Linked DNA regions of Mus musculus: region 2 is linked to region 1. The links are chromatin loops, found by intact Hi-C in ENCODE. Cell type or tissue: gastrocnemius. All regions are shown on one strand.

Region 1 (2,500 bases):
CAAAACAAAACAAAACAAAACAAAACACAAACACAAATTAAAGCCATAACAAACTGTCACTATACCCCACCAATGTGGCAAAAATTTCAAGCTGTTATTAAGGTCAGTGTTAACTCATACACTCTTGGTGGTGGTATAGTTTTAGCCATTTGGATTTGGTTAGGAATAGACCTATGGGGTTGGAGATACAGCTCATTTGGTAGAATGCTTGCCTTAGCATGGAAAAAGCCTGGGGCTCCCCAAACGGCATAAACTGGAAATGGAGGCAGGAGGGCAACCGTTCAAGGCCAGCCTGGGACACATGAGATCCTATCGCAAACAAAACTCTAAAACCCATAATAGCCCTGAAACTCCACTTCTATATACGTCTTAGAGAAGTTCATACATACATATATACCCCACGGTAGACATGCGAGAAGATCTCTAGTAGCCTCGTCATCCATATTACAAAGGACATCAGTGGTAACAGATAAAATGGCCTCTTCATGTAGCAGAGTTGTATACAGTGATGGAAGTTAACTCTAAGTCCACATAAAACTATGGTTAAAGTTAGAAAGGCACCACAGCAAGATTGTAGCCTGGTCCCATTGCTAGGGAGTCTCTTCTTCAAAATCCTACAGTGTATATCTTAGATCCTATATCTTGGATGTGTCAGATGCTAAGCATCTGAGGAACAGGTTAGTGTGAATGGCCTGTAGCCAGGGGAGCTAGGGCTGCTGTTGATTCCAAGTCCAAGCCTAGTCACATGCTGCGGAGGGGGGGGGGGGGGACTAGGAGAGGAACTGAGGTGGGGAAGCTTCTGAAGCCCCCCCCACCGTGATCGATTGATTGATTGTGAATAGCACAGCTGGAGGGGGGCAAAGGCGCACTTCACGGTCCCTCCCGTCTGTCCAGCAGGCTGCCCCTGGTGCCTTCCAAGTACTCCATGACTGTGATGATGTTCGTCATGATGCTGAGCTTTTACTACTTCTCGCGCCACGTAAGTGCCACACCCTCTTCTGTGGTAAGGGCCTCCCAGCAAGCTATCCTAGAACTCAGAAGCCCAGGCACCTAACAAGCAGCAGCTCCTTCACCTAACATGGCCCATGGGATGCACCAGCTCTGCTGTGCCCCGCTTCTTCCTCTGTCCTCCTCCAGGATGACCCTAGGCAGGCTCGAGGCCTCTGCACTCACCCGGGTATGGGTGATGGGGGTGTTCACTGAAATGCTAGCCTTGGAGTCAGAAGAGAAAGGGAAAGGCCCTAATGAAGTTCTGTTCGGTAAAGAGGAAGTATCCATACAAGGACAGTTAGCTTGGATGCCCCCAAGTGGTTTGCCAGGAAAGTACAGCTCCCTCAGATCCCTTCATAAATGGAGCTGCTAGAGATGGGGATGCCTCCTGGTTCTGGCAGAACCCTCTTTGTGACCCCTACGCCCCAGCCCAGCTTGGATCTCTACTGTATCAAGAGGCCCAGGTCCTTAATGCAACTGTGGGATGTCATTTTGATTAGGTGACTCCTTGCAGCTCTTCTGTCATTTAGTGGCCTCCTTCCAGTGTTATCCTACACGATATTCAATACCCCGTTCTAAACCTTTCCACTGGATGGCTTTAGAGCACACAGCTCACCTGACCTATGTTGTAGGTGGAAAAACTGGCCCGAACACTGTTCTTGTGGAAGATTGAGGTCCATGACCAGAAAGAACGTGTCTACGAGATGCGCCGATGGAACGAGGCCTTGGTCACCAACATGTTGCCTGAGCATGTTGCACGCCATTTTCTGGGGTCCAAGAAGAGAGATGAGGTAAGAGGATGTCATGTGGAGCTTATTCTTTCTCTGAGGAGCACTGAGTCAAGGTCCCTTTAAAACTGGGATTGGAAGTCCAAGTATGGCTGGACATAACCAGAAACAAACCAAGAGATATTCCCAGGGTCTCTGCTACACAATATTGCTGGTATGCTGCATCTCGGGACCCCCTACAGAACCAGAGTGCCCCTCCTGCCAATAACACCTTCTCAAACCAAGGTGGCTGACCACCCCACTCACCTTCCCTGGAGAGGTTTCTGTTATTGGGATGAAACACCGTGGCCATAAGCAACTTGGGGAGGAAGGGTTTATTTCATCTTACACTTCCAGGCAGGCAGTCCATCACCAAAGGCAGGCAGGACAGGGACAGATGCAGGGGCCATGGAGGAGTGCTTCTCATTCTAACCATTCAAAGTTGAGTTCAAACAGTTGAGTACACACATCCTGTGAGGCCAACCGAAGCTCCCGTAGTTCACCATCCTACCAGGCAGCCATCTCTCGAGTGCTTGGACCTTCTCTGTGAGGTGTATGCACGCGTGTATGCATGTGTTCACATGGAGGCTGAAGGTTCTTTACTGCTTGTCCCAATATGTGGAAGGAGTGTCTCTTGCAGAACCTGTGGCTCTCTGTTAGTGTGACTAGCCAGCTGGCTTCTACTCCCCATGCACTCAACCCTGGTCCTCCCGTTTGCACAGCAGTATCCCAGGCTGACCTTG
Region 2 (2,500 bases), 100 kb before region 1:
TCATGCTGTATAAGCTCTCTTCCCTTGGTGGTGCTCACAGCTGCCTCCAGCTGAACCTTTGCTTTCAGGCCTGGGCTGCTGTGGTCGTCATCTCCCTGTCTCTCAGCTTTGGGAAACGGCCTCTCTACTGTTTCCTTCCCCAGTTCTCCGAAGCCCCCACCCCATACTAATCACAAGTTCCTTTTCTAGAAGCCTCTCCTGAGGGATTACTTCTGGCTCCCAGGTTCTCATTCCTTCAGTTAGCAAAGGCTTGCTTGCTCTGTGCCTCTTACATGTGTAGAGATGCCAGGCTGCCCTTGATCCTTCTTTGACTGTCTCCTAGACTCAACCTGCACTGTATTTTTTACTTGTATGCAACCCATTGTTTGTTATTTTCTATTCTTTTAGTCCTACCTTTGAGAAAAGGAGGTAATTCCATGGGAGATGTGTAGTGTCCAGATGCAGGATTTGGGGCCAACCTGGTCACTGACAGAGCTTGTCTGCTCTTTGCAGGGAGGAAGTTAATAAGGCCTACCGGAAGCTGGCTGTGCTGCTTCACCCGGACAAGTGTGTAGCACCAGGCAGTGAAGATGCCTTCAAAGCAGTTGTGAATGCCCGGACAGCCCTCCTGAAAAACATCAAGTAGAGGCAGAGGAAACTACAAGCGAGCTCAAGTGCAAACAGACTCCCCTTGAGGTGAAATAACCAACATGGAGTTTTCCTTCACGAATGCTCACTGTTGTGTTCCCTCATGTGTAAGTTAATAGTATGGGTGCCTGTTACCATGTTGTGGCCATTTCTCAGTGAGATGACCGCTTTTGTGTGAGAGATAACCCCACATCTCTTATGCACTTCATTTCTTATTGCCAGATAACTAGGTGTTTGTCATTGTGTCATCGCTTATGCATTCACCTGTGAAAGTCCATGACTGTGACCCACCTGCTCTTCCTCCCAGCAACCCTCCATCCATCCATCTGCCCACCATCAGAGAAAGGAATAACAACAGGAGAGAGAAAGAGCCTGGCCCCCGGGAGCCTGCACCCCACTAAGCGGCTTCCTGGTTAGTATTTTAACCATCAGCCTGTACAGTTAGTAGCCAGAGATGGTGGAGGATGAGGCAGGAGTATTGCAAGAGAGAGGCCAGTCTGGATTGAATTACTTGGCAAGACTTTCAAAGAAAAACAGGCAACCTTGTAGAAGAGTGATGTGAGCTAGCACTGTTATCTGCCCTTTTAGGACACTGACTCTGTTCTTTCTCCAGCCACCAGGGGGAGACAAGCCAGTGCTAAGAGAGAGGCAGTGCCAGCCACAGGAGCTGGAGAACCTGAAGCTCATCCCGGATCCCAGGCCTTTGCTCTGCCCTAGAAATAGTTGCTAGCATCAAGCAGCAAGGATGCTGTGTCCCTGGGAATGAGGGGCCCGACACCAGAACAGAAGCTCTTAGAGGGCGCATTGTGGGTCACTTGGGAGTGTGCGCTCAGTCACACCATTCAGACGGAAAGGCCAGCTTGGGCCTTTCCTGAGCTCAGGCATGTTGGGCACTAGGAGGGACCCTGCATGAGACTCGTCCCTGTCCTCAGTCCTCACCACAGGTGGTGGGAGAGGCAGGCGGGCCCTCTTCCACAGACCCGTCTCTTTCTTCTGCTCTCCTCTCGCCCCACTCTTTGTTACATCCCACATCTGCCATGGCCTTTCCTCTTGCCCTGGGCTCAGCTGACTTGAAATAAGTAGGATCCATTTGGGGCACACTGGGACGTCTTGGGCCTGTGTGGGGCAGAATCCCTACAGTTTCTGCTTGGACTCCAAATTTCTGAATAGTATTTTAAAATTACAAGTATGAAAACTCATGTTGCATAGAGAGAAGCCTTTCTCGTGCTGTTGCCCCTGCCTGGTCCACAGGACTGGATGGAGCTGATGGAGCTGGGCTCATGTTGCTCGACTCCTGTCATCCCTCTGAACTCTGGTATTCTTATTTTGAGCTGCAGCCACCTGTGCTACCTGGAACTCAAAGGATGACTTTTAAATACCTATCCCATAACGGTTGCCAGATAACATGTCTCTTGCCTAAGAAGACAAGCTCTTGGCTTCCTGTCTAAACCCTTGTAGTCCTCTGGGTTTTTCCTTTCTCCATAGTGGCCTCACTTTGCATGGCTGTGCTCTGCGCAGCTGCTCTGAGCTTTAAAATGTTGTTCTTAGTGAACTCAGATGTGTATAAAAGGATAAAGAGGTCTGGCATACGGCTGTATTAGCATACGGCTGCGTGGCTTGAATTAGCTTCTGAGGTGATTGAGCTCCACCTCATGGTTCTCATGGGCCTCAGTTCTGCTTGAGGCTCCCTCACGCCTAGCACATCTGATTATCCAGCTGCTCCTGGAACAGAAAGTGGGAGTCATGAGGATGAGAGGTGTGTGTGGTGCTGTCAGCCTGAGTGCGGGGCCCAGGCTGCGCCTCGTTCAACCACATGGGCAGGAGAGCAGTTACAGCAGGGGGCTTTAGTGTTCCCATTTGGGTCCCTCAGGTC

Evidence for each region. Hi-C counts contacts between places; a loop is a spot of excess contacts. Peaks named below come from ENCODE experiments on the same cell type or tissue, not always from the same donor. Only the 100,000 strongest peaks of a DNase experiment are listed, where the experiment ranks them.
Region 2: a loop joins it to region 1, with 5 times the contacts of the local background. A loop is called at or near these places in 21 of 42 quality-filtered maps.

What each region holds. Positions count from the first base shown.
Region 1 is chr12:4,207,683-4,210,182 of GRCm38, forward strand. Adcy3 (adenylate cyclase 3) reads left to right here. Exons shown (of 21, transcript NM_138305.3): 15 at 895-979; 16 at 1,623-1,781. It also overlaps a transcript of Cenpo not described here. Among named protein-coding and RNA genes, the nearest start is that of Cenpo, 25 kb to the right of the region's middle. In gastrocnemius, a CTCF peak has its summit at 1,308 (motif pointing left); a DNase peak (open chromatin) is centred at 1,302; H3K4me3 peaks cover 179 bases; H3K27ac peaks cover 250 bases.
Region 2 is chr12:4,106,310-4,108,809 of GRCm38, forward strand. Dnajc27 (DnaJ heat shock protein family (Hsp40) member C27) reads left to right here. Exons shown (of 7, transcript NM_153082.4): 7 at 493-2,500. The coding sequence ends at 625. Among named protein-coding and RNA genes, the nearest start is that of Dnajc27, 25 kb to the left of the region's middle. In gastrocnemius, a CTCF peak has its summit at 1,241 (motif pointing right); a DNase peak (open chromatin) is centred at 1,257.